Regions from separate parts of the Homo sapiens genome. Here regions 1 and 3 are each linked to region 2. The links are chromatin loops, found by intact Hi-C in ENCODE. Cell type or tissue: Panc1. All regions are shown on one strand. Links, peaks and the distances in the headings refer to the core of each region. The heading gives the core; the rest is flanking DNA.

Region 1 (8,983 bases), core at 3,984-8,983, 640 kb before region 2:
CAATTTGGAAAACAAACTGTACAGTTTCCTCTCATTTATCAGGCTCTAAGCGATCTGCAGTTTATCTGGGCTATTATGCAATGTGAGATATTATTTATGAGAGGCAGGCAGTGGCAGCTTAAACAGACATACCTCCTCAGCATTCTTTTCCATGCAGAGTTCAAAGAGGCCTAAGACATCTCACATTTATGTGAAATAGTTGAGGCACAAGTATGTGGTTAACTACACATAAATTACCAATAAAATTAAAAGTTAACTAAAATACTACAGAAGACATTTAATATTTTGCTTCAGACTGTTATAGTACCTTAGGGTTATGAACATCAATTACCTTTGAGCCTTACTATATTTAAAGGGAAGGGGAAGCTGACATTTTTATCTTTTTTAATGGGTACACTCTACGTTACCTTAAAGGCTTCCCCGGTTTAAGCAAAAATAGAATTATGTGGTTTAAATCATATACCTTATTCTTCATACTTAGCTCCAAGTAGATTATGACTTTTCCTAAAACTTAACATGACAGAGATTTGCCTTCCAGGGGGTCTAATTTGAAGAGGAAAGTAATTTAAATGTATAGGTTTATATAATAGCATTGTATTTTTCTCTATTTTATTCATTCTTTCATTCTCTTCGATGACTCCCAGCACCTGCGCGTCCATCTTCATTCTTAGCCAATGACCTTTCCTTTTACTTAACAGAGAAAATAACAATCAGAAGAGTCTTCATAAGTTCCCACCCCGTCTGCCCGCTTTCTACAGCCAACCCCACATGCCCTGCCTTCTCTCCTTTCACTGTGGATGAACCGCCCGTGCCCCAAGCAAAGACAAACCCTCCACTTGAACACTCACTTGCTGAAGGATGTGGCTTAGGCAGTTTTCCTGTCTCCTGAAGCCACAGTATTCCCCTTCAACTGGATTCTTCTCCTCAGCATATAAATATACTTTTTTTTCCTATCTTTAAAAAAAAAAAAGAGTAAAATCACCCCATTTTTTTCCTTTACAATATGACTCAAAAGAGTAGTTCATACTTCCTGCCTCCATTTTCTTCCCTCACATTATCTCTTAAACATTCTCTGATCACGCCAGCCAAATTGCTCTTGTCAACTCATTTCCCAGTTCTCATTTCACTTGACTTGTTAGCAGTTGACCTCTCCTTTCTTCTGGGAAGTTTCTTCGTTTCTCCGAAACACTCACTGCACAAGCCTTCATATCTCCTAGTCTCCATCTTGTCTCTTTGACCTCTGATGTAAGGACTGAGTCCTTGGACCACTTCTCTTTTCTATTTATACTTACTCCCTGCGTCATCACCCCCAGTCTTGTGGCTTCAAATGCTATCTGTGTGTGGATAGCTCCTCCAGTCCACACCTCTTTTCTGAATCTTTTTTCAAATTCACACATGTGAATTTGAATTCCAGGCTCATCACATCCAGGTGTGTTCCCCACACCTCCACCTGAATGTCTATTAGAAATCTCACACCCCTCTTGTCCAAAACTGAGCTCTTGATCTTTAACCAGAAACTTTATCTCAGCTATTGGCAACTCCAGGTTTCTGTTTTGCTCAGGCCACAGACTTCAGAGTCATTCTCACACTGCCTTTTCTCTCATACACCATTATGTACCTGTCAGCAGGTCCCAAATATCTAGAATTTGATTGCTTCACATCCCTATAGCAACTCTCCTGGTTCAAGCCCATCATCATCTGGATTTTTGGGAAGTGGTCTTAACTGGTGTGCTGCCCTTCCCCTCTGCTCTCAACCCTATTTTCAACATAGCAGTCAGAATAATCTAAAATATAAACCAGATCATATCACTCCTCTGCTCAACACCCCCTCCCAATACCTTCATGTCATCCTCAGAGTTATTGTCCAAGCCTCTAACTGTGGTCTACAAGTCTTTACATGATCTGTCCTGTTACATTTTCCACTCTCGCTCCAGACCTGACCTAAGAGGCTTTTCTCTGAACTTGCTAAACATGCTCTTACCTGAGGGTCCATTCCCACTGCCTCTGCCTGGAATGCTCTTCCCCAGACATGCATCTGCGTGGATCATTTCCATGCCTCCTCAGGTCTTTGCCCTCATGAAGCCTTCCCTGACAACCCTATTTAAGATTGTAATCCCCTCCCACAGTGGCCCCTATCTGCTAGAGACTGAATGTTTTTGTCCCCCCAAAATTCCTATGTTGAAGCCTTAATCTCAACATAGGAGGTTTGGCCTTTGTGAGTTAGTTTTAGATGAGGTCATGTGGGTAATAGAATTAGTGCATTTATAAGGGCGTGAAGAGCCCTCACTGTGAGGAAACCAGAATGTAAGCCTTCACCAGAACTTCTTCATGCTGGCACCCTGGTCTTAGACTTCCCAGCCACTAGATCTGTGAGAAAGAAATGTTTGTTGTTTAAGCCACCCTGTCTATGGTACTCTTGTTACAGCAACCTGAACTAAGACACTATCCCTCTCCCCTGCTTTCTTTTTCTGTTATCACCATAATTAATGTTTTACTTATATATGATTTGTTAATGTATGTCTCTTCCCACTAGAAACCGAATTCTATGACAGCAAGGGTTTTTGTTTTCATTATTGTCATATTACCTGTGCCTGGCATGTGATAAGCCCTAAGTACTTGTTGACTGAATTAACATATGAGATCTGTGAGTCTGAAAAAAGAAGTACATCATTCCTTCACATGTCATTTTGAGCCACTGTTAACAGATTACATAACTGTTATTGGAAGTGCCTCACTACTCCATTTGGAAAGTATTCCTGGAATACACGATGAATGACTCAGTAGAAGTTCTGGCTATGGGGGAGTGCCATCAATAAATAAAAATAATACCATTGTCTGTTGGTTATAAGTTGCTGTCACAGACTATGAAGGTATTTGAATTGTATTTTCAGGAAGAGAAACAGATATGCAACCAATCTGATTTGGTTCCACACCCTGCCACAGAAGTCCCAAAGGAGAAGCAAATGCCACTTGTAGACTCAAACTCTGGACTTCATTCTCAGCACCATCTCTTAACCTACTGAGTAAATCCTATGAACCTGACTAGGGTGGCAACTGAAGTTGTAGTACTTTCTGTCTTCAAAGGAGGGTGAACCTGGAGTATGTTGGAAGAAGTGTTAGGTTCATTAGAGACACCTCTTTCATAACTGCTGTCACCTAGAATGTCTATTCTCTAAGCACCTTCTTGAAAGAAGCACATTCCCCCAGGAGGAGGAAATGGTTTGTTTTCTTTAGTGACAGTTGGCCCAGGATCCTAAGGTAAAGGAGTATGGGCACTAGACAAAATGAGTTTTATAATAGTCGATTGGAAGGAATGGAAGTTTTTGAATCACAGGCTTCTGCCTTGAAAGGGCAAGTCCGTGGTGGTCATGAACCACCCAGAGTGTGTACAAGGCTCCTGCCAGAAGAAATGCCTGTAGGATTAAAAGCAAAACAGCAGAATCAAAAAGGAAGGGCACGATGATGCCCAGGTGCAGCCTATATTATTAACAGACAAGGAAAGAATCCAAATAAAAGTTCTGTAAACCAGCTGTTGTCCTGTTTTCTGTTTCCCTTCAAAGCAAAAATATAGATTTGCATATATTTGCAGTCTCCCCTTCCTTGCCTCTCAGTCTTCCCTGAAAATCTATTCCAGTTAGGTCTGCATCCTTGTCATGCTGAAATGACTCTTAGGAAGGTCACCAAGGACCTCTGTCTTAACAAATTCAATAGCCATTCCTGCCTTTACTCATTTACATTCCTTACTCATCTTCTCAGCAATGTTGGACATAATTGACAACTTCTGCCTTCCTGAAACAATAATTCTCTGAGCTTCAACATATGGCATTATACTCTTCAGATTTTACTCTCTCTCACTGGCCAGTCCCTCTCAATTTCCCTGGCTAGCTTCTCTTCTAAATGTTATAGGATCTCAGGCTCAAGAATGTTCCCTATCTTCATTCTCTCTAGGTAATCTCATTCAGTCCCGAGGCTTAAATATATACGTACCAATAACTTGCACACTTTTTTTTTTAGATGGAGTTTCGCTCTTGTTGCCCAGGCTGGAGTGCAATGGTGCGATCTCAGCTCACTGAAACCTCCGCCTCCCAGGTGCAAGCGATTCTCTTGTCTCAGCCTCCCAAGTAGCTTGGATTACAGGCATGCACCACCATGCCCAGCTAATTTTTTTGTATTTATTAGAGATGGGGTTTCACCATGTTAGGCTGGTCGCAAACGCCTGACCTCAAGTGATCCACCCGTCTCGGCCTCCCAAAGTGCTGTGATTATAGGCGTGCACCACCACGCCCAGCCAACTTGCACACATTTATCTTATTTTCCATCATTGCCCCTGAGCTTCAGACTGAAATACCCACTGCATTTTTAACACAACCATCTACCTAGTTCAGGTCACAAACTAGAAGTCACCTTGCTAGCTCTCTTTCCCTCAGCCCTTACATGCAGTCTGTCAGCAAGTCCTGCTGGATCTATCTCCAAAGTGGATACTGAACATTACCATAGCTCCCTATCTGTTGCTACCATCTTAGTTCAATCCACCATTATCTATTAGTCTTCCTACTGTCCTTTCTTCCCATAGTAGCCAGTGTTCTTTCTGAAACAGTAGGTCACACCACTACTGTTTAAAACTCTCCAGTGGCTCCTTGTTGCACTAACAATAAAATCCAAATACCTTAAAAAGGCTGGCGAGATCCTGTGAGATGTGGTCCCTGCTATCTCTCCAGTTCCACCCCCTGCCACTCTTGTCCTTGCTAACTCAGTACAAGAGACATTAGTACAGATAGCTCTTTTACCACCTCAGCTTGCCAAGCTTTTTCCCACTGGGGCTTTTGCAACACTTATTCTTTCTTCCGGGAATATCCTTCGCACCCACCTTGAAAGGCTGCTCCTGCTCTTTTTATTCGATTCTGAGCATGTCACTCCTCAGAAAAGGCCATCTCTGACTTCTCTCCATTGTTATCCAATTACCATGTCTTATTTTCTTCTTAGCACCCATTGCTGTCAAAATACATTAGATGTGTTTGTCCACACATCATCTTTCACCACTGAAATATAAATTCATTAGAGCAGGAATTCTATTTTCTTCTACATTGTACCCCCTAGTACCTAGAGAAGTATCTGGCATACAGTAAAGTTCAATAAATATTTGTTAAATTAATGTATATTGATGCTGATGTGATTTTACAAGGTCAATTTTAACTGATACCTAACTTCAACAAAAAGAACCCTCTGCCACTTGACTGAACCTGTACCTTTGGACGAGTTTCTTATCCACTGAGCTGTAATTTACTCATATGTAAAATGGTACTTTTTACCTCATAGGGCAGGTGTTGAGAATTAAATGAAGTGCATGACAACACAGTAAACACTTGAAAACTGAAGCTAAGTGGGTTTTTTTTTTTTTTTTACTTAATGTAAACATTACCATTACAAAGTGCCAAGTTTTTTGAATCTGGAAAAGTTCTTTTGGGCTTTTCTACAGATAGAAGAATGTTTTAGTCAAGGCTCATGGGTAGGGCCAGGCAAGGTGGCTCATGCCTGTAATCCCAGCACTTTGGGAGCCCAAGGCAGAAGGATCACCTTAGGTCAGGAGTTTGAGACCAGCCTGGCCAACGTATAGTGAAACCCCATCTCTACTAAAAATACAAAAATTAGCTGGTTGTGGTGGCGCATGCCTGTAGTACCAGCTACTTGGGAAGCTGAGGAGAATCGCTTGAACCCGGGAGGCGGAGGTTGCAGTGAGCCAAGATCATGCCGCTGCACTCCAGCCTGGACGACAGAGCGAGATTCTGTTTCTCAAAAACAAAAACAAAAAGCAAAAACAAAACCTCATGGGTAACATATTTTCATCTAAATTACCTGCCTTTTTATTTTTCAATAAAGTTTTTTCCTCTCCCTCGTCATTGTTCACGAAGAAACAGTGTTCTATGATTTCATTAAAGTCACTATAACATGAACTTCAAGATAGGAGGATGAAGTTGTGATGCTGATGCTCAGGGGGCATCTTGGCTCACTTGAAGCCAAGATTTTTCTGCACACAAAGTTCAGATCTGTGCCACAGGAAAAGGACTGCTCACGACACTGTCACAGCCATTCCTGAGGTCACAAATAGAGACAGCCTCTTGTACTTCCTCAAAAGGACTGTTTGACAGGGATTCTTCAAGTAGCAAAATAAGCAGACATCTCTTTCTGAAACTGATTCTTAATGAGCTATGAAAAATACATTTACATTTATCAGCACTGCTCATATGTTGTCTGCACAGCACTTATTACAGGAAAAAAGGAAGGAATCACCGATATTAGTATCATTTCTGTTTCCATATCTACTTCGCCTTCCTGCTCACCATTGCCACCACCCCCAGCACCTTCCCAGTATAACTGCTACATTGTGTCCTTATATTTTTGGTTGAATAAACAAAAGGACACTGAAGGCTGCCTTTGTAGCTTCCCCTATACCAAGTGAACATTTATTAAATAAGCTCAGCTACAGAGCATTTTCAGAAATCTCAGTGCAGCTTCATAATCATTAAGCAGAATATTTATCTAAAAACCTCTAACACTTAATACCAGTTACTCAGTATCTTAACCAACATGAAAATACAAAACAACCTTTTATTTTCAAGTAGTCCCCTCAGTTCTCTTTTATGATTAAGGGAACATTTGAATCTTTTCTAAAGTTTTTCCTTTTGATCCAAATCACTTCCCCTCTACTTTTCTAATGGCTTTATAACCCTTCAACAGTAGGTGGTGCCACAAATGCACAAAAGTAAATTTCTGTAGACCAACAGAACTGTCACAGCTTTATTTTGTGACTCATTATATTACAACATAGAAATATGCATTTTAATACTTCATATAAAGTTATTGACATACAAAATTTTTTTTCTTTTTTCCTTTTAATGAAAATGATTTAACTTAGAAATCTGTTGTGAAACTTTTGTCTAGTTTTGCAATTCTCAGATATTCCAGTGCAAAAATAGATCCCATTACAGACAGCGTAAAGTGCTTGGAATGAGGGCCAATGATGAACAAAGAGCACAAAAACAGCTTCATCTTAGGGTATAAGAAGGGATAATAGCATACCTAAATCCTTATGGAAATAGAAACATTCTAAGGGGGATGCAACAATTTTGAAAAGAATTAGAGCAATATTTCTACAGTATTACATTATTACTAGTAGATAATAACAAGGGTACAAATTAATGTCTCAATATCAAAGTGGTTCAGTATTACATGACACATGGCTCTTTGGAAAATATTTTACCTGATATATACAACCACAAGAAGAAAACACAGACAAATGGCTTTAGTCAATGATTACTATACAGTGAATGAATGATGTGCAACATTTAATAGTCACAAAGCATTTGCTTTCAGTACAGATAATGAAATACAGTAGTGTGAGGTTTGGTTGTTTTTTAACAATGAATTGTGCTGGGCATTTATGTATAGAGGGCTTATTATTTTCTTCTGTATTTCTCATATTCACAGTTGTTAATAAGTTTTCTGAGGTGTCCCAAAGATGCAAAAGCAGAAATTTTTGAACACGTATTTTGAGAATTTCTGAAACTCACATAGGTACATTCCACAGGGAATATACAGAAATTTTGCTTGATTGAGTATAGAGTTGGTAAAAATTTCTACCACAATTAGGTTTACACAGGAAAATGTAAAAAATTACTATTTTAAAAGGTAACACAGTATTAATGAAGATGTATAACTATAGATTGTTTCTAGCTTCAGAAGAGGTCCTTTCAATCTGTATTAAAATGTTGTGTTTTCTTCAAAATAGTTCACAGTGCCTTTTGATTTTTTAAAATATGGCCTTGAAATCAGAGGAACCGAAGTAAGGAGTTGCTCATAGATTTACTATAATGAAGAATTAGAATACGATTTTAGTAAAATGAGGAAACCATAACTTTGATTTTGAAAAATATTAAATGAGGAGAAATTATTCTATAAATTCTGTATTTTTGAAGATACTGTAAAATGCAACGATGCCATATCACTAGTTATTGGAAATATGCCTTCATTACTTATATTTAAAATCAATATTGACTTTAACTTCTAAAACAATCATTTTTTTCTTTTTCAGCAGTGGGTTATATAATATTCTGTAAATTTAAAAAATATAGAAAGATTAATTTGAAATCTGAAGTCTTACACCTTTAGCGTTAATATTCAAATTCTGGAAAAAGTGGAAGAAGTTAGTAATGATATTGAAAGATCACTTGAACTTCCCCAAACAATAGTTCTCTCATATTTTTCTTTTCTCTCAAGACAGTTAACAGTAAGTATTAGTGAAACAGTATTTTTACAAATGTTTACTGACTAGAAAAATAAGACTGGGTTAGAAAACTCTGAAAAATGCTCCATATGGAAGTATTTGTTGTTTTTATATTTTTCTTGACTAGTGATTGAAGAGATGAAAAATTTGAGACTGTCAGATTTAATGGGGTATCCAATATCTGCAAAGCCAATTATTTGAAGGTACTAAATGCCATAAACACAAGTTGTGTTTTTCAGCAAGTTTTCAAGCTAGCTGTTTTCCCTGTTGAAGAATTCATTGTTTAGACTTGTGACCCTTATACTTTCTTGGCTTTTGCATTGTTGCAATTAAAAAAAAAAAAAAAAAGGCTGCCCAGTATTGTTACAGTGGGCTCCTACAACCACAAGACAACCTATATTTGTAAACCAGTGAGCTGAATAACATGGCACAGGAAGTGTACTGAGACTTAATATCTCTCTAGTCTTATACGTACGTACATACTCTTTCAGCTACAGCATACACTCAAAAAATATTTGATTGATGAAGTGAGATTAAGAGTATCCTAAATGATCTGAAAGAAACTCAAATATAATGTCATGAGATCCTGACCATCACATTGCTTTCTAGGCACTAGTCATGACTGATATGCAAACTTACATAAGAAAATAAAAATAGTGGGGCAGTGGCCATACTCCTCTATACCACAGGGTTCTACAAAGA
Region 2 (11,399 bases), core at 3,952-8,951:
CATCAATAACATATAGCAATTATAAACATATGTGGGCCAAGTGCAGTGGCTCACCCTTGTAATCCCAACACTTTGGGAGGCCAAAATGGGAGGGTCACTTGAGCCTAGGTGTTCGAGACCAGCCTCAGCAACAAAACAAGACCCTGTCTCTACAAAAAGTTTTAAAATTAGTCGGGTGTAGTGGCGTGTGCTGGTAGTTCTAGCTACTCAGGAGGCTAAGGTGGGAAGATCCCTTGAGCCCAGGAGGTCGAGGTTGCAGTGAGCTATGATCACGCCACTGCACTCCAGCCTTGGTGACAAAATAAAAAATAAGCATATGTGCATCTAATAAGAGAATCCACAGTACACGAAACAGAAACTAACAGAATTAAATGGAGAAATAGACAAATCAACAATAATAGTTGAGACTTCAATATTTCATTTTCAAAATGGATAGAATAACTAGACAGAAGATCAAGAAGAAAATAGAAGACTTGAAGAGCATCATACACCAACTAGACATAATAGACATCTGTAGAGCACTTTATTCAACACTATTCTTCTGAAGTGCACATGGATCATTCTCAAGGCTAAACCATGTTAGGCCACAAAACAAATCACAGTAAATTTTAAAAGATTTAAATCATATAAAGTATATTCTAGGTCAAAATAGAATGAAATTAGAAATAAATAACAAGGAAATTGACTCAAAATGTTATGAAAATAACAAGTAAATTACCTCAAAATAGACCTAAATATAAGAGCTAAAACCCTAAACCTCTTAGAAGAACTCATAGGAGTAAATCTTCATGACCTTGGATTGGGCCATTGTTTCTTGGCTATGAAACCAAAAACACAAGCAATGAAAGAAAAATAGATAAATTGGACTTCATCAAAATTGGAAAATTTTTGCCTCAAGGGACATAATCAAAAGTACAAAAAGACAACCCACAAAATGGGAGAAAATATTTGCAAATCATGTATCTGATAAAGGTCTACTGTCCAGAATATGTGAACAACTCTTACTACTTAACAACAAAAAAATAAACAACCCATAACGAGCAAAGGACTTGAAGAGCTATTTCTTCAAAGAAGTTTAAAAATGGCCATGAAGCACATAAAGAGATGCTCAATGTCATTAGGGAATTGCAAATCAAAACCACAAGGAGATACCACTTCAAACCCACTAGAATGACTATACTCAAACAAATAGACAATAAGAAGTGTTGACGAGAACACTCATACATTGCTGGTGAGAATGTAAAATGGTGCCACCACTTGGAAAACAGTTTGGCAGTTTCTCGATAAGTTAAACATAGAATTACCATGGGATGCAGGTATATATCCCAAATGATTGAAAACAGGTGTTCAAAGAAAAACTTGCTCACAAATGTTCATAGTAGCATTATTCACGATAACCAAAAAGTAGAAATAACTAATGTCCATCAGCTGATGAATGATAAGCAAAATGTTGTATATCCATACAACAAAATACTACTCAGCTGTAAAAAGAAATGAGGTACTCATACATGCAACAACATGGATGAACCTTGAAAACATGATGCTAAGGGGAAAAAGCCAGACACAAATGGCCACATATTGTATGATTCCATGTATATGAAATATCTAAAATAGGCAAAATCCATAGAAACAGAAAGCACATTCATGCTTATCAGGCACTGGGGAAATTGGGAATTACTGCTTATTGGAAATACGGTTTCCTTTTTGGGTAATGAAAATATTCTGGAACTGTATAGTGGTGATGGGTGCAAAACTTTGTGGATGAACTAAATACCACTGAATTGTACACTTTAAAATGGTTAAAATGGTAAATTTTATGTTATATATATTTTACCAGAATAAAAATAAAGACATACAGAAAAGTTAGAAGAATAGTTCAAAGAATTTTTATATATACCCTTCATCTACATTCCCTAAATGTTAGTATTTTAATGCATTTGCTTTTTCTCCTCATTTCCACTCCTCTATCCTTCTTCCCTTCTCCTTCCCCTTCCCCTGCTTCCCTTTTCCTACCTCTCCCTCCCTCTCTCTTGCTCTGTCTCCATTTCTCTCTGTCTCCATCTCTCTTGGTCTCTCTCTGTGTATGTGTGTGTGTGTGTGTGTGTGTGTGTGTGCGTGTGCATTTTACAGACCTTCTTTAAATTTTAACAGTTGTCCCACTAATGTTCTTTATGGAAAAAAGCTTTTTTTTTTTCTGGTCAACAATCCAATCTAGGATCACACATTGCATTTCATTTTCATGTCTCTTTAATCTCTTTTAACTTGGAGCAATTGCACAGTCTTTTGTTGTCATTCATGACCTTGATGTATTTGAAGAGTCAGGCCATTTATTTTCTAGAATGACCTTCAATTTCGGTTTGTCTAAAGCTTCCTCATGATTAGATCCAAGGTATGCCTTTTTGGCAGGAATACCACAGAAGGCATAACTGTGTCCTTCTCAGTGCATCATATCAGGAGGCACATGATCTCGTTTGTCCCATTACTGTGTGCTAACTTTGATCATTTGGCTAAGGTGGATCTTCCTGGTCTCTCCAATGTAAATGTACTGTTTCTCCCTTTGTAATTAATAAGTATCTTGTGGAGACATATTTTGAGACTATGTAAAAGTCCTATTTCTCATCAACTTTTCACATTATCTATTCACATTCTTCTCTGAAACAGCTATTACTGGTGTTTTCATATAATGATGATTTTCTAATTTCATCATTCTTCCTATATTTATTAGCTGGTGTTCTACTGTAAGGAAAATCTCTTCTCACCCACTTAGTTTTTCATCAAATAAATATTTATTCATCAAATAATATATATGTTAAATAACGTTTTAATTAGTCATCAAATACATATTTATTTGTTGAATAAATATTGATTATTCATCAAATAAATAAATATCAAATCCCAGATTGTTACTTTTTTCTGTTATCCTCATTTATTTTTATGCCCACATTGTCTCAGATTTAGCCAATGGGAGCCCATTCAAGCTGGCTCCTGTACTTTTGATCTGTCCCCATCATTCTTTGAGTACTTCCTTATTCACTGACGCAACCAGATGTTCCAAGCTCATCTTATGCTTTCCTGGTTTCAACTCTGTAATCAGCCAAGTCTTCAAGTGAGCCCTAGTTCCTTTTAATGGAAACTGGTATTTGGAAACCAAGGTCTGGGCACAATATGTGCTTTTGTGGTAGCTATTTGATAATAGCGACCACATGATATACAGCAGGAGAAAGGAAATGACTGCATTACTTTTTTTTTTTGAGATGGAGTCTCACTCTGTCACCCAGGCTGGAGTGCAGTGGCGCCATCTCAGCTCACTGCAACCTCCGCCCCCTGGGTTCTAGCGATTCTCCTGCCTCAGCCTCCCGAGTAGCTAGGATTACAGACACCTGCCACCACGCCCGGCTAATTTTTTTGTATTTTTAGTAGAGACCGGTTTTCACCATGTTGGCCAGGCTGATCTCGAACTCCTGCCTCAGATGATCCACCCGCCTCGGCCTCCCAAAGTTCTAGGATTACAGGCATGAGTCACCACGCCCTGCCTACTCTGCATTACTTTTTATAGGTCAATCCACACCTGGAATATAAATGAATGAGAGTGTTTTCAGAGACAAGCCTAGAGAAGATATCTACTGGGAAAAGAGACATCTTGGGGTAGAGAAAGGGAAAAGCAATGATTACTATATTCAAATATCTAAAGGGATGTTGTAGAAAAAATGGTGTCTATAGTCATGTCCTGAGCCCCTAAAGGGTTCTAATGGTTGGAAAAAGAGACTTCTGTTTCATCAGTCAATTAACATATGTTAATCACCTATTACTATCAGGCTGTGGCAGTGAGTGCTGATTGCCCTGCTATTGCTCTTCTGCCCATCTTTTTCATGAATATAACCCAGATATCATTCTGGTTAGCAAAATGCCTTACTAAAATACTCACCTTTCCATACTTCCCTGAAGCTTGAAGTGGTCGTATGACATAGTTCTGCCCAATGAGATATAAGCTGAAGAATACTGGCAATTTCCAAGAAAATTTCGCCTTCCCAATATAGGTGCCGCCCATCTTCCTGGTTTTCCCCTTCTCTGGCCTGTCTGGAATGCAGATGTGATCCTACTTGAAAGAACAAAAGACATATTACAAACACCAACAGAACCACAGACCAAAGATGGCAGAACCAAAAGATAGAAGGAGCCTGGTTCCCAGAAAGCATTCTTGCCTGATTTCTCCACAGTTGGGCTTGATGTCTTCTGGGCTTACTGTTACATGAGAAGAATGAATCCCTTTCTTGTTTAAGCCACTATAATAGGTTTCTGTTAAATGCAGCTGAGATGCAGTCCTAATCCAGGCACTATGCTAAGTCCTAGGAGGGGAAAGGCCACCTAGTGGAGTCACTGGCTTTTCCTGCCTATCAGACAGAATGTGAGGAAGACTTCCTAAAAACTGGAACACTACCAAGATGGACTTAACCCCAGGAGAAGACGTGATCCCCCTGACTACGAAGGAATGTGTGTAGAGGCTGGGTGGTACTTTTGCAGCTGGGATGTTGTAAAGCAGTATTGAGCACAGAGTGAAAGGCTAATTCAATGACCTTTAAAGTCTATTCCAGTGCAAACATTTTTCTAAGAGTCAGAAAGTTAAAAAAAAAAATAGATGGACTCAGGGCATGCTAAGCTTTCGCTGGACAGTTAGTGTTTGGTTTTTTTTTTTTTTGTATTTTTGTTTTTTTGAGACAGAGTCTTGCTCTGTCGCCCAGGCTGGAGTGCAGTGGCACGATCTTGGCTCACTGCAACCTCTGCCTCCCGGGTTCGAGCAATTTTCCTGCCTCAGCCTCCCAAGTAGCTGGGATTACAGGCACGCCCACCATGCCTGGCTAATTTTTTGTAGTAGAGATGGGGTTTCACTGTGTTAGCCAGGATGGTCTCTATCTCCTGATCTCGTGATCCGCCCGCCTCGGCCTCCCAAAGTGCTGGGATTATAGGCGTGAGCCACCACGCCCAGCCGACAGTTAGTGTTTTTTAGCTGTAGTCTGCATTTGGATCGATGATTTTCATTAAAGTTCCTAAGAATGCATGCTCCCTCAGCACCCCCTGGGTAAACATGTTATAGCAATTTTAAGTTTCTAATGAAATTTTTGTTGTAATTTATTTGTAGCAATCTAATTTATCCCTTTTTTTACGACTAGAATTTTTATTTATCTTGGATTTACAAAGTTAATATTGCCGTAAAACATAGCAGCATTTTAATTTTTAGATAGTAATAGATTTATTATTTTTATCTGTGTTTAAAATCATAGTAGTCTGGGCACCGTGGTGCACAACTGCAGTGCCAGCTACTCAAAAGGCTAAGGCAGGAAGATCTCTTGAGCCCAGGAGTTCTAGGCTGTAGTACGTGATGAACACACCTGTGAATAGCCACTGCACTCCAGCCTGGGCAACATGGCGAGACCCTGCTAGAACAAAAAAGAAAAAAAAACCATAGGAATAAGATGCATTTTCACCACTTTGGAATGTTTATGTCCCATAAACTAACCATTAGGGATCTGTTTATTGGCAGAGTTTCTGTAAATATATGAATGCTCTTGATGAGAAAAGGAGATTTTTTTTTCCTCTCAGAGTGGAAGCCAGGTTCTTTGGTGGGATACTCACCCATCAAACATAAGAAAGGAAAGGTCAAGACTTTACTGGGTTCTATGGTTGATCCCAAGCCTGAGATAGGAGGATGAGCTGCACAACTTTGTGAAGGTAGCCAAGGGTAACTGGGAAGTTATTAAGGGCACAATAGAGGTTTATTGAGTGAATCAACAAATGAATCCTTTGGCAGCCTGATTGTTTCTGAGTAGGTGATTTTGAACAGCCCACAGTTCAAAGATTTCTCAAAGCCCACAGTTTTGAGAAATCAGTGTTTCTCAAAAGGCATCACAATAGGGGGTGCAAGGAAGGTAAAAAAGGCAGCGTTTAAAACAGAAATTACTCAGGGTCTCACTTCTACCTGCTGAATCAGAATCTCTGCAGCCAGCAGACAGAAATCTGCATTTTAACAAACCCCAACCCAGTCCAGAGGATTCTGCTGTATAATAAACTTTGCTAACTATGGACACGCATGCTGTTCCAGCTGAAGTTTCCACGGAGGGACGGAACCTTAGAGGGAGGCAGGAGTTCCAGCTGGAGCAGGATTTTGGGGTGGTCGTCCTTGAGAGGGCAGCCATAGTACATGTGCTTGTCTCTAGCGACACCTGCTGGTTGAGAGTGACAATTAACAACCCCTGAAACTACACAGGTGTTTTCTCTAATGGGGCCTCCAATACTAAAGGCATTTAGTGTTTGCATTCTAACAGCGGTAATTAACATACCAAAAGCCCCAGATATGGGACACTAACTTTTATATGTGTATCCTCTTTTCACTAGCTTTCAGGTAGAAACAATATATACTTGAAGAATATTGTCCTTCGATTATCTTACATGTTTCTTAGAATGAATGTTCCCGTTTTACGTTCATTTGAAAAAAGATCAACTTTTGGATATTCTCTGAAAGGATTGACTGAATTTTTTTTTTTTTTTTTTTTTTTGAGATAGTATCTTGCTCTGTCGCCCAGGTTGAAGTGCAGTGGCGTGATGTCGGCTCGCTGCAACCTCCACCTCCCGGGTTCCAGCGATTCTCCTACGTCAGCCTCCCAAGTAGCTGAGACTATAGGTGCCCACCACCATGCCCAGCTAGTTTTTATATTTTTAGTAGAGGTTTCACCATGTTGGCCAGGCTGGTCTAGAACTCCTGACCTCAAAAGATCCACCCATCTTGGCCTCCCAAAGTGCCGGGATTACAGGCATGAGCCACCGCACCCAGCCTACTGAACTTTTTGACTAGGGAATTTGTTCTCTGTTATTGTTTTATGGAAATAAGAAGAAGCTAATTCTTATCTGACATCAAAGACTCCAGGCAAGATAAAAAAAAAAAAAAGTACCATGATATCTTAGAGAAAAATTGGTTCTTCTACTTTCCTGAGCACCTACTATATGCCAGTATTCCTCTCAGGGAGGCTCACAGTTGAGGGATGGAGAGGGGATAGGTGTGGTCAGTGTAGCAATAGAAGTGTGTATAATGTGTCACAGTAGTTGGGGGTGGGGGCAACAATTCATTCCATTGGGGTGGGTCAAGGAATAAATTGAGGCCTAGGGGAAAAGTGTGATCTTCCAAATCCTCCACAGACATCGCCAGATCTGAAGTTCCCAGAAAAGAGACTGGTGTGTGCTAAGGCATAAAGGTGTGAAATAGCATTTGCGGCATATGCACTTGGAAAGCAGTAACCTCCAAATAATATGTTCTTATAAAGTGTGAGGCTGGAAATGATAAGAGATGAGGCCAAGGAGTCAGGCCACGTCTCACCCACCTGCCAAGAAGGTTAGATTTTATCCTGTAGGTGGTGAATAACCACAGAATAGTTTAAATTTAAGATTTGCTTTTTATCAGGTTGTTTGTCCCACTTGACTATCCATGCACAAAGTATAGAACCTCCTATTTATCTGACAGTGGTCAAAACTGAGTCAAAAGGCCTAAGATTATATCTATTAATTGAGAATTTCATGCAGATTAAACACAAAAAGTCCCAGTCCCTTTGGAAAGTAACTTAGCATTCTGGTAATTACATTTGACCTGTGTGCTGTAAAAGGTTTTGGTTTTGGTTTTAGTTTTAATGTAGATATTTAACAGAGCTGAATTTCTGTGCCTTTTATGTGTGAGCTGCTGCACTGCCTCCTCTCCTTGTCCTAACAGGGACTCACACACAGCATTCCCCTCACACAGACCCCAGAAAATCCCATCGGTGTCCTTACTGGGGCCAAACACTGAGCACTGGTTCCTAGAACCTGAGGCATGAAATAAACCAATTCATTGTTTTCTGCATAATTTCACATGCTTTTAAAATAATAAGTGATAATGGATACATTACCATGTTGCCTTTCACAACAGGGTAAGATGCTCACTTTGTGGTCGTACACATGATCAGGACCTTCCCTCATGGAAGAAGGATAAAGAAACCTTGTTTCACCCTCCTCCCTCCTGCTTGGTCTTCAGCCATACCATGCATGTCTTTATGCACTTATCATGGTCTGGTGGAAAAGCATGGAATTTGGAATCTGATGGACTTGAGTTTGGATCTTGCCCACCCCATCACCTTGCCAAGTTCCTTAACTTCTCTTTCTTTACCTGGCAAAAGGAGCTAATAATGCCTTCTCTTGAAGACTGAGTGAAAAGTGTGATTATATCCTGAAACCAGTGCCCAACACACAGCAGATTCTTAATAAATGCTAGTCCTTTCCATTCTTTTTCTATCTTGCCCTTGATATCAGTGAGCCATCAGAAGGCCAGGAAGCAGCCAGGCATGGTGGCTTATACCTGTAATCCCAGCTACTCAGGAGGCTGAAGCTGGAGGATCATTTGTAGTCAGGAGTTTGAGACCAGCCTGGGCAACATAGCAAGATCTCATCCCTACAAAAAAAAAAAAAAAAAAAACAATTTAATTAGCCAGGTATGGTGGCATGTGCCTATAGTCCCAGCTACTCAGAGGACTGAGGCAGGAGTTTTGCTTGAGCCCAGGAGTTTGAGGCTACAGTGAACTATGATTGTACCACTACAGTCCAGTCTAGCCAACAGAATGAGACTCTGTCTCTAAAAATAATGATAATAGGCTGGGTGCGGTGGCTCACGCCTGTAATCCCAGTACTCTGGGAGGCCGAGGCGGGCGGATCACCTGAGGTCAGGAGTTCAAGACCAGCCTGGCCATGGTGAAACTCCATCTCTACTAAAAATACAAAAAATTAGTCGGGTGTAGTGGTGCATGCCTGTAATCCCAGCTACTCTGGAGGCTGAGGCAGGAGAATCTCTTGAACCTGGGAAGCGGAGGTTGCAGCGAGCCGAGATTGCGCCATTGCACTCCAGCCTGGGCAACAAGAGCAAAACTCCGTCTCAAAAAAAAAAAAAAAAAAAAAGAAAGAAAGAAAAAGATAATTAGAAGTAAATAATTTTTAAAAGACCAGGAAGCTCACAGCCTTCAGTTCACACTGCAACAGTAGTAATTGGCCATTAGATCATGCTGTTCAGTGTTGTCCTATGGGGCTTACCTCTGGAACAGGTTAATTAAATAAAATCACACTTCTTAGCTTACAGATTTTCTGTCTTGATGTCTTTGTAAAGATTTTGAGCTGTTTTGGGTATGGAGTCTGACAGTCATTAACTAGCCCCCACCCTTCCCACTCCCCTGTTGTTCCAAGAGGACCCCAGTTCTGTCAATATTTGCTCACCACTAGATGTGGGCCACAACCCTGAAATGATTCCCAAAGCCAGGCCTTCCTGGCCTATGGGTTAAGCTGCCCCAGTTGCACAGATAAGCAGCTTGTGCCTGACTGGCCTGCCCCCAAATCAGGAGAGAATCTCTTAGCCACTCGTGCTGAAATGTGACTTTCTTATTAGCAGATATTGTCTAACAGACTGTGGATTCTTGCTCATTGGCCAAGTCAACAGCCTAAAGGACCTTACTCTCAAAAATTTAGGTAAAAGTTAATCTTTGACTTAGAGGGACAACATTTTTGGGGACAGTCTTCATTGCATGTAGTTTGCTCTGTTTGCACTCATCTACTCTTAATGTAACATCCTGGAAATGCCAAGATGTTGGCAGATTGTAACTGAACAAAATTTGGCAGTGAACTTGACAATCAAAATAGAGCCAAGTGACAAAAGTTTGAAAAGACACAAAAGAAAAAGATTTACAAGCTGAAGAACGCTAGAGTTAGCATAGAGACATATGGTTATAGAAAAAAATGCGAGTTTGCAAAGCTGTAGCACAGAACAGCACTAATATAAATGCCTGCTCAAATGTGGCTGCAAGACAAAGCTGGTGCCTGATATGGGGAGATAATGATGATCCTGAAATATTACCCTGCTGTATTTGTACTTGAAGGATTTTAAAGTATGTTCAAAGTAAATTTTATCTGTGTTTAATAAGCTCACAGGATAAGAAAGGAGATTGTGCCTTCATTGTAGTTTTATAAAGAGAGTATCTTTCAAGACATACACAAGACAGGAAAAGGAAAACCAGTCTTTGGAAAGACCATATGTTGCAATCTGAGAATTAGAAGGTTTGAACATCTATATTCCGAGAAGCCTCTTATTTGCTTTGGAACTCCCAACTTACAGGTATAGCCAACTGTTAATTATTAATACAAATTAATTTAGTAATTTCTACCTTCTACCTAGTTCAGAAGTTCTCTTAGAAGGCCATGTATTTCTAGCTGGGCGCGGTGGCCCACGCCTGTAATAATACCACTTTGGGAGGCCGAGGTGGGTGGATCACCTGAGGTCAGGAGTTCGAGACCAGCCTGACCAATATGATGAAACCTCATCTCTACTAAAAATACAAAAATTAGCCGGGCATGGTGGCATGTGCCTGTAATCCAGCTACTCTGGAGGCTGAGACAGGAGAATCACTTGAACCCGGGAGTCAGAGGTAGCAGTGAGCCGAGGTTGCACCATTGCACTCCAGCCTGGGCCATAATAGTGAAACTCTGTCTCAAAAAAAAAAAAAAAAAAAAAAAGAAGGCAATATGTTTCCATGCTGCCTGCTCTGAGAGTTGAGAGCAAAATCTGTTGCTTCCTACCTCCCATGCAGTGCTCCTTGCCCTGTCTTCTGGAACAGCAAGTGCCTATGCCGTTCAGCAGTTCTTCGAGCATTTGATTAGAGGAAGCATTTGATTAGAGTTCTCTTTTGTCTGCCATTATTCAGAACAAATGCATGGTCTCCAAGCCCTCCCCATCCAGGATCCCCGACCCTGACCCTAGCAGAATGCGCCCTATTGCCTTGCATCACCCCAAGGTTTTGGCAGGAACAGAGGAAAGAGGCCAAATGTCCTATTTTACTTCTTGTTAGAGTTCTAGAAAGACCAAGGCAGTGAAAACACTTGATTAAATAAAAGTCAGGAAAATTGGTGACTTTTTTTATTTACAAAATGTCGGCGTTCTCTTGGGCATGGGAAATTAAAGTTACAAACACTCTTTCCTTTGTCCCGGAGACATGTGCATGGTGAGGTAAAAGGGAGAGTTACAAAGACTCTTTTCTTTCACTGAGAATCATGCATCCCTTTTTAATATATCTCTTTCTTTTCTTTCAAATTAAAAATGTGCCAGAAAGTTGAGCTGATTATGAGTCAGTGCCAAGCTTATCCAAAATGGATGTTCTAGGCCGGGTATGGTGGCTCACGCCTGTAATCTCAGCACTTTCGGAGGCTGAAATGGGCAGATCACCTGAGGTTGGGAGTTCAAGACCAGCCTGACCAACAGGCAGAAACCCCCTCTCTACTAAAAATACAAAATTAGCCGGGCGTGGTGACACATGCCTGTAATCACAGCTACTCGGGAGGCTAAGGCA
Region 3 (11,399 bases), core at 2,437-7,436, 260 kb before region 2:
CCCTGTTGGCCAGACTGCTCTTGAACTCCTGGCCTCAAGTGATCCACCTACCTCGGCCTTCCAAAGTGCTGGGATTACAGGTGTGAGCCACCATGCCTGGCCTACCTTTTACTCCTCTCTTTGTTTCCAAATGGATTTACAGTGGCTTAAAAAGTTACCTACAATTAAGTAAATAAATTTAAAACAAACATGTAAAAATTTTACAGCAAAAGGAAACAAAAATATTTAAAAATACAGTAAACAAGGAGTGAGTTACAGCATCTCATACACAGTAGCCGTACAATTAAATGTTAGTTGTTGGTAGTAATACTTTGCACTAATAACATTAGTCATCACTGTTGATGTCATCATGTTTTCTGGCACATTTTATGTTTCACTGTCTTTATTTATGTTCCCTCTCTTGTTCACCTAGATCCTCCAGCCAGTCTGCAAGCTCTTCCAGGCAGGATTCTGCTTCTTTCATTCTTTTATCCCCAGCACAGAGTGCAGTCCCTGACACGTAGCAAGCATCCAGTACATGGGGAAGTGGAAGTGGGAAAAGAGAAGCAGCAGGACCAACCAGCCAAGTTTTGTGGTATTAGCACTCTGGAAAAGGAAACTGACTAGGACCTTCATGTAATAGTGGGAGCTTGGAGAGGAAGTGAGGAGGGAGGAAAATACAGCAACCCTTGCAGAAAAGGTGTACCTAACCCAGCTAGGGCAAAAGGGTAAAAGGGGTACTGCAGGCTGCTGCTAATCAGGGGAAAATGAGGAAGGTGAACATTCAGCTGAGGAAATGGTAGGAGTTTAGCCCGTTCCTGGAAAAGCAAGAAATGGAGCACGATACTAAGACCCCAGAAGAGAAAGACCTCCAGCACAGGAGATTCAGCTGAAGACTCTTTGCTCCTCTGATGACTGAAAATGGACCAGGGAGCATGTGAAAGACTGGCATTGGAGGAGACTCTCAGCTGGTATATGCTATCTATACTTTTGGTCTGTTGCTGTCTGTTCACTGAAACTCTTTGCATACACTCATCTGAAGGCTGAAGGGAGATAACACACTGGGTCAGAGATGTATTTTCCCCAGCAGAGTAAATCTCCAACTCCACAGGCAAGAGATCTGGCCCACTCCAGTCAGATCACCCACACCCTCTACAAAGCTGCATTTCTGTGGGCAACCGTGTGAGTCCTTAGTAGAATTCACAGGAATATATTGCATTATTTAATGTGTTAATCATCAAAACTGCACAGATTCTATAGAACTTATTTTAGAAATACAGATAAAATATGTATAAGTTAAGAGAAACAATGTCTGGGATTTCTTTCAAAATAATCTAGCCCAGGGCCCAGGCACGATAGCTCACACCTGTAACCCCATCACCTTGGGAGGTCAAGGAGAAAGGATTGCTTGAGGCCAGACCTGGGAAACATTGTGAGAGCCTGTCTCTAGGAAAAATTTAAAAATGAGCCAAGTGTGGTGGCATCTGCCTGTAGTCCCACTACTCAGGAGGCTGAGGTGGGAGGATGGCTTGAGCCTGGTGAGGTCGAGGCTGCAGCAAGCCATGATCGTACCACTGCACTCCAGCCTGGGAGACAGAGTGAGACCCTATCTCAAATAATAACAGTAATCATCATCATCATCAACATCATCTAGACTAGAGAGGAGAAAAGTCAGCATGCATTGATGAAACAAGATTCGCCATGTATTGATAATTTTTGAAGCTGGGTGTGGATACATCAGGTTTGTTATAAAGTTCTTCCTACTTTTTTGTATATGCTTTACATTTTTCATAATAAAATGTTAATAAAAAATAGTTTTCGCGGGGCCCAGTGGCTCACGCCTATAATCCCAGCACTTTGGGAGGCCGAGGTGGGCAGATCACCTGAGGTCAGGAGTTTGAGACCAGCCTGGCCAACGTGGTGAAACTCTGTCTCTACTAAAAATACAAAAATTAGCTGGGTGTGGTGGCTCATGCCTGTAATCCCAGCTACTCGGGAGGCTGAGGCAGGAGAATCGCTTGAACCCGGGAGGCAGAGGTTGCAGTGGGCCAAGATCATGCCACTGCACTCCAGCCTGGGCAACAGAGTGAGACTCCATCTGGAAAAAAAAAAAAAAAAAAAAAAAAAAAAAAGAGTTAAGTGCTGACCCAGGCCTTCAGGTAGCCCAGGATTATATTTTATGAGGCATATATTTACCCATGTGTTTTTTTTAGAATTATGCTTCATCAACTTGATAAGATCAATTATTCAGGGGTACTCTATCATCCTTCTGCTTGGTCTCTTTGAATAGTGGGATTACTGGTTATTATTTTTTCTTTTTTATACTTTTCTGTATTTTCAGAATTTTTTAAATGAGTGTCTATTGCCTTTATAGTTAGGAAAATCAATAAAGCTATTTATTATCAATGTGGACTCATGTATTTTTAATTTATAAAATGGATTATCACATTATGCATTATAATAAACCTATTTGAAATTTTACATGTGACAGGAGAGTATTTATTTCTACCCCACAAAGAGTAACAAAATAATACATAAAAATAAGAAGTTTGGATTGTCCAAACAGTAGCCATTAAGAAGAGAATGTACTTTATGTTAAGGATGCTTCTCCCTAAGAGGCAAGCCAGTTAAATGAAAAAAGTAGAATCCTGGATAAATATAGAAAATGTTTGCAGAAGGAAATTTTATTTCATTGCCTCAGTCCTAAACGGCATTAGCAAATACTGCAAAGTAATGAAGGAGGTCATTAAGAAGGAACTAGAAACGCCTTCCAATGTTATGGAAGAAATTCTGACATCTTAATTATATTCTGCCACCTAGTGACAAAGGAAGATTAACATACTTGCTTAGCCCGGCTACAACAGCAGAGAGGCCTGCCCTCCATCATCTGGACACCAGAGCCATGGCCTGACTGCCAGGGCAAGCCTGATCCTACAAGCGCTTGGTGCACAGCATCCTCTCTCTGCTTCTGCTCACAACTCTGGGAGACACTGCAAATATGGTCAAAAGCCACGGAGCTGTTCAGTCTGTGGCTGACAGACTTCCTATGGAGCCAGGTCTACCCTCTGCCACTCAGCACAGTGCACTGGGAACTTTGCTGTCTCCTGCCTGTTGCTAAGGACTTCCAGGGAGAAACAAATTACGAGACTAAAAAGGCATGGCTCACATTGGGCAATTTCATCCCTAACTTCCACTGGACTTAAAAAGAGGAATAAATACAGTGATCCCCTTACCCTGAAATGGGATAACTTTTTTATTTTTATTTTTATTTTTTTTTTTTTGAGACAGAGTCTCGTTCTGTCGCCCAGGCTAGAGTGCAGTGGCGCGCTTTTGGCTCACTGCAACCTCCGCCTCCTGGGTTCAAGCAATTCTCCTGTCTCAGCCTCCAGAGTAGCTGAGACTACAGGTGCACATCATCACACCTGGCTAATTTTTATATTTTTAGTAGAGACGGGGTTTCTCCATATTGGTCAGACTGCTCTGGAACTCCTGATCCCAGGTGATCCAACTCGCCTAGGCCTCCCAAAGTGCTGGGATTACAGGCTTGAGCCACCGTGCACGGCCTGGCATAACTTTTATGCACAAATCTTTGCGATTACACGAGGTGATAGGCACAAAAACTATTGATTCCCCCAATATAAATTGGGGAAGGAGTGGATGTTCTCAAAGCGCATTCGGGGCAGCCACACACCACCTGGAAGAAGCTTCGGGTCTCGTGGATGTGGCCCAAGTGAAGTGGTGGCCCATCATGCATTGCGATGGTGGGTAGGCGGGTAGGGGCGGGGCTAGGGCCGGAAGTAGAACTGTGGCCTCCATGGCCACTTGGGACCCCAGAGGTTCTATGCAAGAAACATAGACTCACCGTGATTCTTTTTTTTCTTTTCTTTTCTTTTGTTTTCTTTTCTTTTCTTTTCTTTCTTGTTTTGTTTTTTTGAGGCGGAGTTTCACTCTTGGTTGCCCAAGCTAGAGTGCAATGGCATGATCTCGGCTCACTGCAACTTCCACCTCCCAGGTTCAGGTGATTCTCCTGCCTCAGCCTTCCGAGTAGCTGGGATTACAAGCATCTGCCACCATGCCCAGCGAATTTTTGTACGTTTAGTAGAGATGGGGTTTCGCCATGTTGACCAGGCTGGTCTTGAACTCCTGATCTCAGGTGATCTGCCCGCTTCTGCCTCCCAAAGTGCTGTGATTACAGGCGTGAGCCTGCCTCCCAAAGTGCTGTGATTACAGGCATGAGCCATTGTGCCCCGCCCACTATGATTCTTTAGAGGCTCTTTGGGGTCTCCTCTGTGCTTCTGTCAGCAGTTTCAGTCCATTTTCCCAAGAACATTGGTGATAACAGCAGTGACATTTAATAAGGAAATTGATCCTGTGTAGAAACTTCATGGACAAGATTAGAGAATACAAATCTAAGTGACTGGCATCTGTAGGACCTTTTGATATTGGCCCACCTTTTCATATTGGCCCAATGTGTCAGCAAGAGCTGGAGAGGAAGCTTTTAAAGCTTGAGCAGATGGCTCATGGCATCAGAATAAATCTTCCGTGAAAGCAATGTCTGAGACGGGGCTAAACTAATAGTCTAAGTCAGGGATCAGTGAACTATCAGCCTGCTTTGTAAATAAAGTTTTATTGGAGCACAGCCGTGCTCATTTATTTAAATATTGTCCTATGGATGTCTTCACACTATAACGACAGACATAAGTAGTTGCAACAGAGACCGTGTGGTCTGAGAAGCCTAAAATATTTACTCTCTGGCCCTTTATAGAAAAAGTTTGCCAATTCATGGTCTGTATGAATTACCCAGGGAGAACATGGCTTTCAGTCTTCCAAAAACATCCATTCCTCCAGCTGGCTTCTAATAAGAATTACAGATGATATAGTGATGAAGTCCTAAGAATTCACTTTTTGGTTTAGAAGCTGATAAACTGGTACTCTTAAAAAAAAAAAAAAAAAAGAGAAAGAAAGAAAACAAAAGGAAGTCCAAACTTATAATGTTTGCCAGTTTCCATGGTGTAAATCAGGAGTTCTTAACCTCCACACCATTGGTGTTTGGAGCCAGATAATTCTTTTTTAGACGGAGTCTCTTTCTGTTGCCAGGCTGGAGTACAGTGGTGTGATACCGGCTCACTGCAGCCTCTGACTCCCCGGTTCAAGTGATTCTCTTGCCTCAGTCTCCCGAGTAGCTAGGATTACAGGGATACGCCACCACGTCCAGCTAATTTTTGTATTTTTAGTAGAGCCAGGGTTTCACCATGTTGGCCAAGATGGTCTCCATCTCCTGACCTTGTGATCCGCCCACCTCGGCCTCCCAAAGTGCTGGGATTACAGGTGTGAGCCACAGCACCTGGCCTGGAGCCAGATAATTCTTACGAAGCACTGGCCTTTAAAGAATATTGAGTAGCATCCCTGGCTTCTACCCACTAGATGTCAGTAGCAACCCCCCAGTTATGACAACAAAATATTAATATGTCTCTAGAGATTGTCAAATGTGCCCTAGGGGGCAAAATCTTTCTCATTGAGAATCACTGGTGTAAATACTCCTGCTATAACCAATTTCAAGCTAGTAACTTGACATCAGTGAACATGGATGTGGAGAAAGGTGCACACAGTCTAACAAACCAGTAAGAACCATCTCCAGTGCTGTGTGAGAACATACTTGCACAGGTAGTGATGTTGTTGCCCTATTTTTAAAATTGAGGTGCCTAACCAGGATCCACATAGAAATTAATCTGCTGGCAAGGTTAATTTTTTTCTTCAGGAAGTGGGCTGAATCTCTCTGCACAAAGTTATATACCATAAAGCATGGTTGAGATTACTATGAACTAAAAAATATCCAAAGCAAATATCAACATTTACCCCAATGGTATTTAAAACTCTCAATAATATATCAACAAATCCTATGGCTTTCCAGTGGATTTGACAGGATGAATGAGTCTCAAGGAAATTGAATGACTGTACTTGTTAGATGGATTTGGGTTCTGTTTTGTTGTGATTGTTGTTTTGTGGGGGATTTTGTTATTTAAGTCAAATGAATTTGGGGAAATATCTGCCAATAATTATGATATTATCTTTGGAAGACTTTGCATTAAAAGTACTGACAATGGTTAATTACTCAGAACCAATTACTAGGGACATTCTTGGGCCATGACATTAAAACCATTTCATCAGCACCCAGGAGGACATTTACCCTCCTGTTCCAGGACAGCAGCCATCTATTTTTATCTACAGTTTCAGTTGATTAAGCTATAACACTATTTCTATCAATCCTGAATTCTTGAGGGGCATTAAAATGCAAGTTTTGTAGGAGCATCAATAATGCAGTGTCTCTACTGAACTCGTGCTACTTAGAGTGACAGGCCAATAGCAGGTCAATAAAGGCTACAGTCATATTTTTCTTGCCAGATTTCTGCACAAGATCATTCCACACAATGACCAATGTTGTTACCACTTCTGGGTTTCCTTTCCCCTTACTAGTTGTGGCCTCCCTGGACACCACACACATACACACACACACACACACACACACACACACACAGAGTCATCCACAAATTTGAGCTTCACCTCCAGGGTCTCACCTGATTATTTTACCTTCATATAGGATGTTGGCATCTTGTGACATGTTAACACCCACTCATAAGAATTGCAAAAGTTCCCAGATGATCTAGATGCTCCCAAAATCTTGGCACCAAGGTATTACTTAAATATGCAGGACTTCTACAGTGAGCGGCAATAAACAAGTACCAAAATCTATATATCAAATTTGGGACAAATAAAGAATTCCAGCTTGAATTACTCAGACAGTACAACTACCAGAAATAGAGAAATTCTAATTATCATAAGGTGACCTTATGCAGTGATTTTACACACACACACACACACACACACACACACAATGATATAAAAGTTATAAATGCACTATAGCTTAGCATATGATTGTAAACCTCTGACCTTTAAATTGAGTAAAATTTACCCCCAATCCTTTGAAAATCTTCGCATACTTCATCTTCAACAAATAATACAGTAAATGTGCATAAAGACCATTTGCTCTACATGTAAAATTCTGACCTAGAAACCCAGACAAACAGTTTTTTAAGAATGAGCATAACGCAAAGACAAGAACAGTACAGCAAACCACCATAAATTAAAATGGAATTTTGAGAACTAGAAGGTTTCCTTTTATAAAATTGAGTGGCCTCTGTTTTGAGTGTATTCAAATTGAATAGTACTAGTAGAGTTAACAATGAAAAAGTTTGATAAGAATCAGATCACTACCAACAAGAGACTTTGAAAAAAATACAGTAAAATGTTCGGGCGCGGTGGCTCACGCCTGTAATCCCAGCACTTTGGGAGGCAGAGGTGGGCAAATCACGAGGTCAGGAGATCGAGACCATGCCGGCTAATACGATGAAACCCCATCTCTACTAAAAATACAAAAAATTGGGCGTGGTGGTGGGCGCCTGTAGTCCCAGCTACTTGGGAGGCTGAGGCAGGAGAATGGCGTGAACCCGGGAGGTGGAGCTTGCAGTGAGCTGAGATCGCACCACTGCACTCCAGCCTGGGTGAGAGAGCGAGACTCCGTCTCAAAAAAAAAAAAAGAAAGAAAGAAAGAAAGAAAGAAAAGAAAAAATACAGTAAAATAAGAAAGACTTTTTTGTTGTTTTTTTTGTTAAGACAGAGGCTGGAGTGCAGTGGCACCATCTCAGCTCACTGAAATCTCTGCCTCCCCGGTTCAAGTGATTCTCCTGCTTCAGCCTCCCAAGTAGCTGGGATTACAGGCATGAGCCACCATGACCAACTAATTTTTGTATTTTTAGTAGAGACGAGGTTTCACCCTATTGATCAGGCTAGTCTCGAACTACTGACCTCAGGTGATCCACCCACCTCGGCCTCCCAAAGTGCTGGGATTACAGGCGTGAGCCACTGTGCCCAGCCAACACCTATTCAGATTTAAACGTGATGACTCCTGGAGTCACTCCCACTCCTTTCCCTTCAGCTATGTAGCATTCTTTGTTTGCATAAGGCAGAGACTAGAGACTGTTAGGCTCAACAACCTCACCAGTACAACAGTTCAAGTGTACTGCTAACGCAGATCAAATTTGAGTCCCAGTTAAACGTTCCAGGGAATCCAGCACTGAAGAGGAGGGTTTTATTCAGGAGTCTTTGGGTTCCAAGTGAAAAAAATCCAACTCAAACTAGCATGGGCAAAAACATGGTAGCCAAATTCAGAAAGAATGATAGCCAGCTGGGCCTCAAGGTAAGACTGGATTTAGGGACTCAAATACTCTTAGCCCTCCCTTTCTGTTTTCCATCTCTACTGCTCTGCTTTGTCAGCATCTCTTTCTCAAGCCACCTTTTTCCAGCAGGAGAATGGAAGGAAAAAATGACCCCAAGGAACTCTAGGCTTATAACCAGAAAGGAACCAAGGGCCCTTTCTCACCAGCTCTACTTAGGAATATTCTAGGGAAGCCACTGAAGTAGTAGCACAACCAGGCTTGTGCTTTTAAAAGATGCCCCTGACTGCTGCGTGGAGAATATACTGGGCAGAGGCACAAATGCAAGCCCCGCTTGACCCTGCTGTTCCTCGGTGAAATCCTCTCTTCTCCTGCCTTCTGCGACACAGCAACATTCCTGGTCTCTGGTAGAGGCTAAGAAGCCCTTTAGGTTCATTTCTGTTGTCACCACAGAACATCTCCTGGGTACTTCATTATTCCCCAGTTGCACTGGGGAAATAATTCAGAGTACTATGCTGATTCTGAAGCTGGAACTCAAGTGGAAAATTTACTCAGACTGATCCTCAATATCGCTTCTTTCGATAGGTAAATCCAAACCATATTGTTCCAACTACTTTTTCTCCTGAGGCTGCTGTTACTACTTAGTTCAAACATATCCATAGCTCCTCAAGTTTAGATTTAAATACAGACTTCTCAGGCTCTCCACAACACTTCCCTGATTTCGTTTTTCTAAGCAGTTTTTTTTTTCTTTTCGGAGATGGAGTCTTGCTTTGTCACCCAGGCTGGAGTGCAGTGGTGTGATCTTGGCTCACTGCAACCTCTGCCTCCTGGGTTCAAGCGATTCTCCTGTCTCAGCCTCTTGAGTAGCTGGGACTACAGGTGCCCGCCACCACACCTGGCTATTTTTTTTGTATTTTTAGCTGAGATGGGGTTTCACCATATTGACCAGGCTGGTCTCGAACTCCTGACCTTGTGATCCCACCTCAGCCTTCCAAAGTGCAGGGATTACAGGCATGAGCCACCGCACCTGGCCTTTTCATTTTTATTACCTAGATATGTGTGAACACCTTCTCATAGAAGACAAATTCAGAAGTATACAGAGAAAAAGGTGGCAGCTCGCCTTTAGCCTTCCCCATCCCCTCTCCAGAGGTGACCACTCTCAACTGTTTGGCAGGTATCTTTCCAGTCTATTTTCAATACATTTATCATATATATGTATGAAAATACAGATGTCTGTTTTTATAAATATGACAAAGATAAGGCAATATGTACTGTTCGGTCAGTTGCCAACTACTATAACATATATAGTATTATTACTTAACAATATACCTTTCCATTTCAGTATGTATAGGTCTATCTCATTCTTTGTAAGGACAAACTAGTATTCATCAGGTAGATGCATTGAAGTACAGATCTACAATCCCTTATATGCAATTTTAGATCCAAAACATTCTGAAAACTGAATGTTTTTGGTACATTTACAGCAAATTCGTCTGGTGGTAAAACCTGATCTGAACTGACATGAAGCTATTTAGAGTGTTTATTTATCCCACTTAGTGAATATTCATAATTTTCAATGCAAAAATAATAATGTGTTTCATTAGGGAGGTCTCCCCTAGACCCCACTAGTGTTGTATAATATACAACCCCAAATTCTGAATTATGAAACTTATCTTCCCCAAGAGCTTCAAATAAATGACTGTGGATCTATAGTTTTGGGATTGGGTATATATATATGCTTTCACTTTCTTGAGAAAAGCTTATGAAATATGTAAAACTACTACTAAAATAATTAATACTTATCAAATGCTTATTATATACCAAACATTATTCCAATACTTTCCATAAACTAAGTAATGCAATCTTCACAATACTGTCAATAAGTATTATTATGATCCCTATTTTATAGTTGAGAAAAACTGAGTCACAGAGAGACTGAGTAATTTATGCAATTTCTATAGCAGTTTACTAAGTCAAAACTGAATCTAAACCAGTCTGGCCCCTGAATGTGTGCAGTTCATCCATTGTGCCATTTTACCTTTATGCCCTCTGGGAATAATATAATAAATATCTAGTTAGATCTAAGCATTTTTCCCCATTTCTCTGACATCATTTAAAAAAAAATAAAACCTGGCTGGGCATGGTGGCTCATGCCTGGAATCCCAGCACTTTGGGAGGCCAAGGCGAGAGGATCACTTGAGGTCAGGAGCTTGAGACCAGCCTGGCCAACATGGTGAAACCCCATTTCTACTACAAATACAAAAATTAGCCAGGTGTGGTGGCACGTGCCTATGGTCCCGGCTACTTGAGAGGTTGAGGCACAAGAATTGCCTGAACCTGGGAGGCGGAGGTTGTAGTGAGCCAAGATCATGCCACTGCACTCCAGCCTGGGCGACAGAGTGAGACTCTGTCTCAAGAAAAACCAAGCCAGGCCGGGCACGGTGGCTCATGCCTGTAATTCCAGCACTTTGGGAGGCCGAGTTGGGTGGATCACAAGGTCAGGAGTTCAAGGCCAAGATGATGAAACCCCATCTCTACTAAAAATATAAAAATTAGCCAGGTGTGGTGGCGGATGCCTGTAATCCCAGCTACTCAGGAGGCTGAGGCAGAGAATTGCTTGAACCTGGGAGGCGGATGTTGCAGTGAGCCATGATCACACCACTGCACTCCAGTCTGGGCGACAGAGCAAGACTCCATCTCAAAAACAAACAAACAAAACAAAACAAAACAAACAGAAAACCCTACAAATACAGTTGAACCACCGTGTACTCCAACCGAATCCCATTCCCCTTCCTTCAGAGAGGTAACCACTGTCTTGAATTTGGAGTTTATTATTTTATGCATGTTGTTTAAATGTTTATTCAACAACATATAGTACTTTTTTGTATTTTAGAGCTTACATATAGCAGGAAGAGGGACATAATTGAAAAAAGGACATCAAATTCATAAAACAAGTTACTACTAATCACTAATATTCTGTTTCTTAACCTAGATGGTGTGGTGTGAGTATTCATTTAATGTTACTCTTTAAACTGCACATGTACTATCATTTTGTATTTTATACATACCATAATTTTAAGTTTTAAAGGAAGTTTAATATTCATATAAATAATATAATATTTTGTAAATGTTGAAAAAATTTAAATCCCTCATTGGCCTGGCTTGAATATGTTCCTACCCCTCAAGTCA

What was found. Hi-C counts contacts between places; a loop is a spot of excess contacts. Peaks named below come from ENCODE experiments on the same cell type or tissue, not always from the same donor. Only the 100,000 strongest peaks of a DNase experiment are listed, where the experiment ranks them.
Region 1: a loop joins it to region 2, with 11 times the contacts of the local background. A loop is called at or near these places in 30 of 110 quality-filtered maps.
Region 3: it touches region 2 in a loop (10-fold over the local background); 96 of 110 quality-filtered maps call a loop at or near these places.

Annotation. Positions count from the first base shown.
Region 1 is chr9:104,774,237-104,783,219 of GRCh38, forward strand. It overlaps ABCA1 (ATP binding cassette subfamily A member 1), which reads right to left. Exons shown (of 50, transcript NM_005502.4): 50 at 6,770-8,983. NIPSNAP3B (nipsnap homolog 3B) reads left to right here. Exons shown (of 6, transcript NM_018376.4): 6 at 1-3,528. Among named protein-coding and RNA genes, the nearest start is that of NIPSNAP3B, 15 kb to the left of the region's middle. RefSeq lists an enhancer at 1,008-1,257. In Panc1, for the core only: CTCF peaks have their summits at 6,685 and 6,888; no DNase peak of the experiment used is centred there.
Region 2 is chr9:105,409,369-105,420,767 of GRCh38, forward strand. It overlaps a transcript of SLC44A1 not described here. Among named protein-coding and RNA genes, the nearest start is that of FSD1L, 33 kb to the right of the region's middle. In Panc1, for the core only: CTCF peaks have their summits at 4,355, 4,559, 6,188 (motif pointing left) and 6,389; a DNase peak (open chromatin) is centred at 6,203.
Region 3 is chr9:105,154,472-105,165,870 of GRCh38, forward strand. LOC105376197 (a long non-coding RNA gene) reads left to right here. Exons shown (of 4, transcript XR_930205.3): 4 at 413-470. Among named protein-coding and RNA genes, the nearest start is that of SLC44A1, 84 kb to the right of the region's middle. In Panc1, for the core only: CTCF peaks have their summits at 2,817 (motif pointing left), 3,016, 5,409 (motif pointing right) and 5,611; no DNase peak of the experiment used is centred there.